2 separate regions of the Homo sapiens genome follow, and region 2 is linked to region 1. The links are chromatin loops, found by intact Hi-C in ENCODE. Cell type or tissue: PC-9. All regions are shown on one strand. Each heading gives the region's core, and the rest is flanking DNA. Links, peaks and the distances in the headings are about the cores only.

Region 1 (5,375 bases), core at 57-5,056:
GCACCACCACACCGAGCTAATTTCTGTAATTTTAGTAGAGACAGGGTTTCACCATGTTGGCCAGGATGGTCTCGATCGCTTGACCTCATGATCCACCTGCCTCGGCCTCCCAAATCACACCCCTTTTTAACAGTGTTATGTATACAGGATATGCAGGATTTTTCGCAGGTAAGATCTTTGCATTCTGTTAAGAAGTTCATAAACAGAATCGAGTTTGCCAAAATTATATGTACTATCTGCCAAATATATGCAGAGACAGTCAAAGTCCAGTTGGTATTTATTTGGATAAGATAGCAACAATTTTTGTTTTCTCCCATTTTATGAAAATTTTCACAGAAATAAAGAAGATAATTTCAAACTGCATTTTTCAAACCAAGTACCTACAAACGAGGGAGAACATTTTTTTGTTGCTGCTGCAATTTGATATACTGCTTGATACAGTGTAGAAAACCCCTGTAGTAATATCTGACAGATGGCAGTTCTCCACTGTAAGGGGCCAATATATCCATTATCAAAATTTTCCTCTGGCCTGGGTGTGGTAACTCATGCCTGTAAGTCCACCACTTTGGAAGGCCAAGGCAGAAGAATCGCTTAAGGCCAGGAGTTCAAGATTAGCCGGGGCAACATAGCAAGTGATGAATCACTACTAAAAATTTTAAAATGAGCCAAGTATGGAGGCACATACCTATAGTCCTAGCGACTGGGGAGGCTAAGGCAGGAGGATCACTTGAACCCAGGATGGAGGCTGTGATGAGCTATGATCATGCCAGTGCACTCTAGCCTGGTAACAGAGCAAAACCCTGTCAAAAAAAAAAAATCCCTTTTGCTCACCCTTGGGAGATTTTAGTTGGAACCTGAATCAGTCATCTGAATGTGATTTTATTGGGTCTCACAAAGCAATCAAAGAAATGATAATATATGGTCATTCACGTGTTCTGCCCAAACTTATTTAGCAGCTGCTATTTTCAACTGGTAAGTGTCTTTGGGAGGGGATGAAATTTTTGATTGATTTAGAAGGACTTGCCTGTCTGAGCTCAGACATGTGAGATTCAGTCTTCATATATGCTTTCCCATCCCCTTCTTCACCGCTCTTAATCCCAAATGCTTTTCTGTCTAGTGTGCAGAATGTACTGTCTTGTTTATTTACCTTCCTTATCCTTATTTTGTTGTTGTTGCTGCTGCAATTTGATGTACTGCTTGATACAGTGTAGAAAACAGTCCTTCCATCCATCATTAAAATAACAGTCATTTAACTTTCTTTTATGATGATGTTTATATCATGCTAGCTTTGGTATTGTAATCCTTCTCAGTTTCATTTCCTGAACTCTTAGAAAATATGATCACATTACTCACTGTGTTAAAATTAAACTAGCACTATCTCAATACTAAACACAATAGAGAATCCACAGGCCAAATCAAAGATGAGCTGTTGACACTCACACTTATCATGCACTTAGGTCATGAGTTTAAGTTGCATCACTTAGAGTAATGCACACATGGATGGCATCACTCAGAGTAATGCTCAAATTACTTAGAGTAATGCACAAATCAATTATTGTAAACTGCCAACCCTAATGGCCGACATCAATAACCAGGAGGGAAAAAAAGACCATAGCAACTCTGGAAAGCAGTTAATCTATGCTGTATCTATTCACCACTAAAAACAGTGTTGCGGCCAGGCACGGTGGCTCACGCCTGTAATCCTAGCACTTTGGGAGTCCAAGGCGGGTGGATCATCTGAGGTCAGGAGTTTGAAACCAGCCTGGCCAACATGGCGAAACCCAGTCTCTACTAAAAATACAAAACAATTAGCCGGGCATGGTGGCACATGCCTGTAATTCCAGCTACTTGGGAGGCTGAGGCAGGAGAATCGCTTGAACCCAGGAGGCAGAGGTTGCAGTGAGCCAAGATCGTACCATTGCACTCCAGCCTGGGGAACGAGAGTGAAACTCTGTCTCAAAAACAAAACAAAACAAAACAAACAAAAAAAACCAGTGTTGCTTTCAGGCCTATGGGGGAGGGGCTGCCATATGGATTTATACATTTTCCCCAACTTTCCACGCCCGTTGCTTAAAATTGGGACTGTTCATGTACTGGGAAGGGTTTCCTGGGAACCCTGTGGCCTCACTGGGCACACCCTGGTCTCCACCTGCTTACTGTAGCTTCCTGGATACTGAAGGTTTCTGACTTAAAGGTGCTCTTGATTGTGCATTCATAGATATATAACCGAAACAAAGTTGCACCAAACAATATTTACTCTTGCTATAGGTGATACATATTTTCCTGCTTCGTTTTTTCAATTCTGTTGGTGACTCACAATTCCGTGAACCATTTAGTGGAAACCTGCAATTTGAAGAGAACACCAATAGGGGGATCCAAAGTTCTATCCAACTGTAAAGTGATCCTAACGCTTGATCATTGCCAAAACAAAAATAAACCCCATGGTGAAACCCCATCTCTACTAAAAATACAAAAATTAGCCAAGCGTGGTGGCGGGCGCCTGTAATGCCAGCTACTCGGGAGGCTGAGGCAGGAGAATCACTTGAACCCGGGAGGCAGAGGTTGCACTGAGCTAAGATCACACCACTATGCTCCAGCCTGGGTGACAGAGCAAGACTCCGTCTCAAATAAATAAATAAATAAATAACCCCCAAAGTTCATGTAAGTAGGTAACACTATTCAAAAGAAAAACTAGTGTACTGTAATCAGGGGATATTCTATGACTATCAGAAAAAAATTAATTCATTTAATCATTCCATTCTGATTCCAGTTTTCTCTCTTTGTTGAGGAAATAATGAAACCTGCTCTTCTGAATGTTTCTGTCTTCTTTTTTTTTTTTTTTTGGAGATGGATTCTCGCTCTGTCACCCAGGCTGGAGTGCAGTGGTGCAATCTTGGCTCACTGCACCCTCCACTTCCTGGGTTCAAGTGATTCTCCTGCCTCAGCCTCCTGAGTAGCTGGGACTACAGGCACCTGCCACCATGACTGGCTAATTTTTATATTTTTAGCAGAGATGAGGTTTCACCATATTGGCCAGGCTGGTCTCAAACTCCTAACCTTGTGATCTGCCCGCCTTGGCCCCCCAAAGTGCTGGGATTACAGGTGTGAGTCACCGCACCCAGCCTTCTCTGTCTTCTTTATGGAAAATACACTCAAATTTTAGGTCTCTTGTTCTAGTCTGAACAGGCTCATATGAATTAGGAAATGGGACTGGCGTTCTAATTAAAAATCAATCTGATATTCAGAATGCTCCATGAGTCACATCAGTATTAAAGATGAAACTGAATCAGGCTTAAAAGTCATGGTCATATCACCTGAGGTCAGGAGTTCAAGACCAGCTTGGCCAACGTGGCAAAACACTGCCTCTACTAAAAATTAGCTGGGCATGGTGGAGGGTGCCTGTAATCCCAGCCACTCAGGAGGCTGAGGCAGGAGGATTGCTTGAACCTGGGAGGCGGAGGTTGCAGTGAGCCGAGATCACACTACTGCACTCTAGCCTAGGCAACAGAGTGAGACTCCACCTCAAAAAAAAAAGAAAAAGAAAAGAAAGATAAAACTACCTGTAAATTCTCTGTTACATCAATTTCTACATTTTAATTATTTTTTTCTTTAGTTTGTTGTGATCTATTCCTTTTTAAACAAATATGCTCCTGCTAAAACTAGTCCAAGAGCCATACTGACATGTTTTTAAAAATCACAAATCACTCAGTATTTACTGAAAAGCTTGTAATTTCAACTTCACAGATTTTTCTTAGTAAATCCATTGTAGTAAATGACACTGGGAAGCATAAATGGTTACCATTTAGTAGTAGTGATTTATCCTGTCCACCTAAGTAAGAAGGGAACAACCTAAAGTTTGCACTTATAACCCACATTTTAAGTGTAGAAAATGATATTTTCTCTCAGTTTTTGTATCATTTGTTAATTCAATTTGAGAGCTTCCAATTTGTTTGAACAGAAAATATAAAATTCTACTCAGTAGCTGTCTTGGAGTGTTTGGTGGCTGTGACTTGAGCCAGGAAACTTTACCTCAAGTCATGGGCAAAGATTAGGGGCCATTTGGAGCTATTGTCCCTCTAGACACACACACACACACACACACACACACGCACAGAGCATTTGTATTAGAATTAGTTCTTGATTTAACATTAGTTCAAAGACTTTAAATTCCAACTGAGCATAGGTATGGGACAGAGGGAAAATCTGAATTATTTTATTCTCTCTCACTGCTGGCAACGTAAGACCTACTGTCTAAATTCAACAAGATCCCCACCTATTGCTGAAAGATATAAACTGTTATATCTTTCCTCACAAGTTAAACATGGGTGTAGATTTCTGTTCAATAGCATGAAAAAATAAAAGCAGGGAAATGCCAAGTGAACAAACAGGCAAAGATGAGCCCTGAATCTTCACTCGGGAAACTGATAACACAGAGATTATAGAGTGTTATCAAATTCTAAAGGAGTTACACTAAAAGTCATTTTAAAATTCCCAGTAACTAATCTGATTATGCAGAAGTCAAAACTCATTAAAAAGGCTGAAATATAAAGTAGGTCTCAGAGAAGTCAAACATTTGCTTTTCTTAATTGGCCCTGAGTATTTATTCTTGAGACACAATTGTTTTGCTAACATCTGCTTCCTTTTCTAAATATAATTTTTGTCCATGTTTTTTCTTTTTTTTCTTTCTTTCTTTTTTTTTTTTTTGAGACGGAGTCTCGCTCTGTCACCCAGACTGGAGTGCAGTGGCGCGATCTCGGCTCACTGCAAGCTCCGCCTCCCGGGTTCACGCCATTCTCCTGCCTCAGCCTCCCGAGTAGCTGGGACTACAGGCACCCGCCACCGCGCCCGGCTAATTTTTTGTATTTTTAGTAGAGACGGGGTTTCGGCGTGTTAGTCAGGATGATCTCGATCTCCTGACCTCGTGATCCACCCTCCTAGACCTCCCAAAGTGCTGGGATTACAGGCGTGAGCCCCCGCGCCCGGCCTGGTTTTTCTTGCCCACTTAGGAAACAAAGTTCTCCTTTTTCGGGTTACTTATTTTCATGTTGACATAATTTGGATATTTGTTCCTGCCAAATCTCATGTTGAATTGCAATCCCCAGGGCTGGAGGTGGGGCCTGGTGGGAGGTGTTTGGATCATGGGGCAGATCCCTCATGAATGGTTTGGTGCTGTCCTCACGATGGTGAGTGGGTTCTCGTGAGATCTGGTCGTTTAAAAGTGTGTGGCCCCTCCCTTCCCACACTCTCTTGCTCCTGCTCTGGCCACGTGAAGTGCCTGCTCCCGCTTCACCTTCCACCATGAGTAAAAGCTTCCTGAGGCCTGCCCAGAAGCAGATGCTGGAGCTGTGTTTCCTGGACAGCCTACAGAACCATGA
Region 2 (5,375 bases), core at 281-5,280, 820 kb after region 1:
TATGTATGAAATGATATTTCTGGTGGCTAAATGGAAGATGGAGGGGAGCAGCAGGGAAGCGGGGATGAGAATGGAGTCAGGGTGTCCAGTTAAGAGGCAATTGCAGGCCAGGCTTGGTGGCTCATGCCTGTAATCCCAGCATTTTGGGAAGCCAAGGCAGGTGGATCACCTGAGGTCAGGAGTTCAAGACCAGCCTTGCCAACACGGTAAAACCCCATCTCTACTAAAAATACAAAAAATTAGCTGGGCGTGGTGGCAAGCAACTGTAATCCCAGCTACTCGGGAGGCTGAAGCAGGAGAATCACTTAAACCTGGAGGTTGCAGTGACCTGAGACTGCGTCATTGCACTCCAGCCTGGGCTACAAGAGCAAAACTCTGTTTAAAAAAAAAAAAAAAAAAAGGCAATTGCAGACTGAGTGTGGTGGCTCGTGCCTGTAATCAGCATTTTGGGAGGCTGAGGTGGGTGGAGTGCTTGAGCTCAGGAGTTCAAGATGATAGTGTTATAGGTCAGGGAAGTGGTAATCATTTTCCCCGTCCACTTGAGTGGATGGGAAAGATGATTAAGAAATCAAAGCAGGCAGGGCGCCGTAGCTCATGCCTGTAATCCCAGCACTTTGGGAGGTCAAGGTGGGCGGATCACTTGAAGTAAGGAGTTCAAGACCATCCTGGCTAACACGGTGAAACCCCGTCTCTACTGAAAAGACAAAAAATTTAGCCGGGCGTGGTGGCGGGCGCCTTTAGTCTCAGCTACTCGGGAGGCTGAGGCAGGAGAATGGCGTGAACCCGGGAGGTGGAGCTTGCAGTGAGCTGAGATCGCACCACTGCACTCCAGTCTGGGTGACAGAGTGAGACTCCATCTCAAAAAAAAAAAAAAAGAAGTCAAAGTAGTAGAAACTGCTGATAGACTGAATGTGGGGGGTTAGGGAGATGGAGGAAGCTGAGTGACTCCCAGGTTTCTTGCATGGGGGACTGACTGGATATAAAATTAGTTGTGGGCCGGGCACGGTGGCTCATGCCTTTAATCCCAGCACTTTGGGAGGCCAAAGCGGGCAGATCACTTGAGCTCAGGAGTTCAAGACCAGCCTGGGAAACATGGTGAGACCCCTTCTGTACTAAAATTACAAAAGAAAATAGCTGGGTGTGGTGGCATGTGCCTGGGGTCCCAGCTATTCGAGAGGCTGAGGTGGGAGGATCGCTTGAGCCCAGGGGACAGAGGTTGCAGTGAGCAGTGATTGCACCACTATACTCCAGCCTGGGTGACAGAGCAAGACCCTGTCTCAAAAAAAGACAGATGTGGCACTGAGCAAACCCAGGACTCTTGTCCAGAGCTGAGAAGGGCTGCTAGCCCCAGTGACAGAGAAAGGCCCTCTGACTGGAGGACACAGCCATCTCTAGGGTCCTGGCTCTTTGTCCTTTAACAGTCCTGTGTGCCGAGGTGGCAGACCTGCATCTCCAACACGGATGACGCCCTTGGCTTTGCTTTGGGGTCCCTCTTCGTGAAGGCCACGTTTGACCGGCAAAGCAAAGAAATTGTGAGTCTACAAGATTCTTTCAACACTATGCCCTCAAAATTGACTGTTCATGTATGTGCAGACATATAGAAAAACAACGGGAGCCAGGCGCGGTGGCTCACGCCGGTAATCCCAGCACTTTGGGAGGCCAAGGCGGGTGAATCATGGGGTCAGGAGTTCGAGACCAGCCTGGCCAACATGGTGAAACCTGGTCTCTACTAAAAATACAAAAAATTAGCCGGGCGTGGTGGCGGGTGTCTGTAATCCCAGCTACTTGGGAGGCTGAGGCAGGAGAATCACTTGAACCCAGGAGGCGGAGGTTGCAGTGAGCCGAGATCGCGCCAGTGCACTCCAGCCTGGGCGACAGAGCAAAACTCTGTCTCAAAAAAAAAAAAAAAAAAAAAAGAAAAGAAAAGAAAAACAACTGGATGTAAATTGATGAACAAATGAAGTAGTGCTGCTTTGGGCAGTGGGATTATAAGAGTCCTTTAAAGTTGTCTATGTGTTTATGTTTAACTATATAACTAGAAGAAATATTTATTTATTAGGATATGATAATGGATGTGCTTAAAGTATTACCTGTAAGGATGTTTATGGTTTTTATGGCAATGTTGTTTATAATAGCAGAAAATGAGAACAGGTTAAATGTCCAACTATAGGGTAAAGGAAAAATAAATTGTGGTTAGGATGGGTTGTGAGGATCCTTAAATGGCTGATATATCTTTCAGCAAAAAAAGTAGGTTACAAAAAATATATACCCTATACAACATAATTCCATATTTTATATGCATATCAGGGGAGGGAAAAACTCTAGAAGTGGGTAATCAAAATGTTAAAAGAACTTATCTATGAATGAGTGCTTTATAACTGGTCTGTTCTTCAATTCTCAATTTTCCAAATTTTCTGTGAATGTCCTCTTTTCATAATCAGATAAAAATCATTGCACTAGGCTGGGCGTGGTGGTTCACGCTTGTAATCCCAGCACTTTGGGAGGCTGAGGCGGGTGGATCACGTGGTCAGGAGTTCAAGACCAACCTGGCCAAGATGGTGAAACCCCAGCTCTACTAAAAATACAAAAATTACCCGGGCATGATGGCGGGAGCCTGTAATCCTAGCTACTTGGGAGGCTGAGGCAGGAGAATCGCTTGAACTCGGGAGGCGGAGGTTGCAGTGAGCCGAGATTGCGCCACTGCACTCCATCCTAGGTAACACAGCCAGACTCTGTCTCAAAAAAAAAAAAAAATCATTGCACTATATTAAATTATAATATAATTTGATGAACTTATTGTCAATTAAAATGTGTACTTAATTAAGAAAAAAGCCAGCCACAATCCCAGTACCTTTACAAATGGTGTTTCCTTCTCATCGTCTCCAGGTGCTCAGCCGTATTTCTTTAGTCTAGACGTTCCCATTTCCCCTGGGTGGACAGGGATGGGGCACCAAGGGTGGATGGGTGGGGCAGGGATGCATTCAGTGCAGGGGAAGGCTGACTTTACCTCCTCCCTCCCAGGCAGAGGGGATGATCAGCGAAATCCGGACCGCATTTGAGGAGGCCCTGGGACAGCTGGTTTGGATGGATGAGAAGACCCGCCAGGCAGCCAAGGAGAAAGTGAGCGGTGGCTAGGGTTGGGGCGCCATCTTGAGGTGGGGTTCAAGGATACAGTTTTGCTAGGAACCTGGGGAAGGAAACAAACCCTTAACCTGGTCTCTTCAGGCAGATGCCATCTATGATATGATTGGTTTCCCAGACTTTATCCTGGAGCCCAAAGAGCTGGATGATGTTTATGACGGGGTGAGTACCTACGCTCATCAGTACTGAACTTCAGCCCTGTAGAGGGCACTGTTCCCTGGGCTTAGAAATTGGGGCTCAAGCACTGGGAAAGAGGTGCTTGTCGGTTTCTTTTAGAGGCAGATGGAGGTAACCAGCATTGTTAAAATGTTGGCTCTGTGACAGGCTGCAGGCCAAACAGCAGTGAAATATAGTGCTAACGAGCCAAGATTTGGAGTCAAGCCTAATCAAATTCTGTTTCTACCTCTAACTTTGTAACCTTAACAAAATCTCTCTAGGCCTTGGTTTCATTTTCTGTAAAATGGGGGTCCTACTAGTGCCTTCCTCATAGGGTTGTTGTGAGATAAATGAATACAGTATGTAAAAAAACAGCACCCATAACATAAATGGCCTTTAAATATTGCCAATTATGGTTTACTAGATATTTTACAGTTGAGGAAACTGAGGTTTGGAGAGATACTAATGAGTAGCCAAACTGGCGCTATTATCTTCTCCAATGGATTCTCTTGCTCTCTTTCTACTTCCCACCTTTCCCACAGTACGAAATTTCTGAAGATTCTTTCTTCCAAAACATGTTGAATTTGTACAACTTCTCTGCCAAGGTTATGGCTGACCAGCTCCGCAAGCCTCCCAGCCGAGACCAGTGAGAATGACGGGGTGGACATAGACACTAGGGGTGGCAGGAGAGGTGGGGGAAGGTTCCTGGGATGGGGGAAAAGGGTGGCAAGACTGGTCCCAGACCGGCGGCCCCATACCCTTGCAGGAGGTAGGGCAGGGCTGTTGGGAGGGGAGCAGTGTCAGGAGAGTCGGGAGCCTCAGCCCCTCACTCTTCCTCCGCCAGGTGGAGCATGACCCCCCAGACAGTGAATGCCTACTACCTTCCAACTAAGAATGAGATCGTCTTCCCCGCTGGCATCCTGCAGGCCCCCTTCTATGCCCGCAACCACCCCAAGTGTGTCTGAAGCAGGAGGGGCTGGGTGCTGGGGCCTGGGCCTGTGGTTGAGCTGGGAGCAGGGCTGGAGGTGGGATTCAGAAGTACCCCCGCCATGTCCTCACTTGCTATTCCTCACCCACCAGGGCCCTGAACTTCGGTGGCATCGGTGTGGTCATGGGCCATGAGTTGACGCATGCCTTTGATGACCAAGGTAGGGGCCCATGGAGTCGTCCCCTCTAGCCTAGAATTCCCAGTGGCTCCTGCAAGGCCTTGGGACATTGATGTAGCCCCAAGGGCCCTGAAGTCTGTGGACCAGGGCTGGTGGGGGCACTGCTGCCCCCAAGAGACGAGCTCTGGTTTTGGTGGGGTGCAAAGGTGAGTTCTCCTCAGGGCGCGAGTATGACAAAGAAGGGAACCTGCGGCCCTGGTGGCAGAATGAGTCCCTGGCAGCCTTCCGGAACCACACGGCCTGCATGGAGGAACAGTACAATCAATACCAGGTCAATGGGGAGAGGCTCAACGGCCGCCAGACGCTGGGGGAGAACATTGCTGACAACGGGGGGCTGAAGGCTGCCTACAATGTGAGTGGCCTGACCAGCCCTCCAGCGGCTGAGGCCTGCTGGCCTGGGGTGAAAGGTGCCGGGTGGGTGGGGGCAGGCCTGGATGGGCTTGTTGCCCACTGTTCTGTCCCCAGGCTTACAAAGCATGGCTGAGAAAGCATGGGGAGGAGCAGCAACTGCCAGCCGTGGGGCTCACCAACCACCAGCTCTTCTTCGTGGGATTTGCCCAGGTATCACCCTCTCGGAAGGCCTGGGGTCTGCCCCTTTGTCCTGCTCCCTCCTGAGTATGTCATTAGGAGAACTCTGGGGCACGTGTCAAACGGGCTGGTGAATGGGGCTGAGGCTGGGGCATGAAAGGTGGGCTGGGAAGGCCCATGCCCAGAGCCTCCGGCCAGCCAGGGCCCACAAAGGCAGCCTGAAGAGGCCTGAGCGGGAGAATGCCTTGGTAGGATTTCGCATAGTTCAAAGGGCAAGGTTGTCGTGCTTGCGGGGCACAGGGTGGCGAAGGGGGCAAACGTTCATCCTCACGCTGTTCCTGTGAGGGAGACATGCAGGAAACGAAAGCTCGGGACGCAGAGTGG

The links. Hi-C counts contacts between places; a loop is a spot of excess contacts. Peaks named below come from ENCODE experiments on the same cell type or tissue, not always from the same donor. Only the 100,000 strongest peaks of a DNase experiment are listed, where the experiment ranks them.
Region 2: it touches region 1 in a loop (5-fold over the local background); 3 of 110 quality-filtered maps call a loop at or near these places.

What each region holds. Positions count from the first base shown.
Region 1 is chr3:183,467,155-183,472,529 of GRCh38, forward strand. No RefSeq gene overlaps it. Among named protein-coding and RNA genes, the nearest start is that of SNORA63E, 16 kb to the left of the region's middle. In PC-9, for the core only: CTCF peaks have their summits at 2,382 and 2,588; a DNase peak (open chromatin) is centred at 2,257; H3K4me3 peaks cover 399 bases.
Region 2 is chr3:184,286,416-184,291,790 of GRCh38, forward strand. EEF1AKMT4-ECE2 (EEF1AKMT4-ECE2 readthrough) reads left to right here. Exons shown (of 19, transcript NM_014693.4): 11 at 1,422-1,532; 12 at 3,022-3,120; 13 at 3,226-3,303; 14 at 3,840-3,943; 15 at 4,142-4,252; 16 at 4,378-4,445; 17 at 4,625-4,815; 18 at 4,929-5,024. ECE2 (endothelin converting enzyme 2) reads left to right here. Exons shown (of 19, transcript NM_001100121.2): 11 at 1,422-1,532; 12 at 3,022-3,120; 13 at 3,226-3,303; 14 at 3,840-3,943; 15 at 4,142-4,252; 16 at 4,378-4,445; 17 at 4,625-4,815; 18 at 4,929-5,024. Among named protein-coding and RNA genes, the nearest start is that of PSMD2, 10 kb to the right of the region's middle. In PC-9, for the core only: CTCF peaks have their summits at 3,165 (motif pointing left) and 3,368 (motif pointing right); a DNase peak (open chromatin) is centred at 3,216.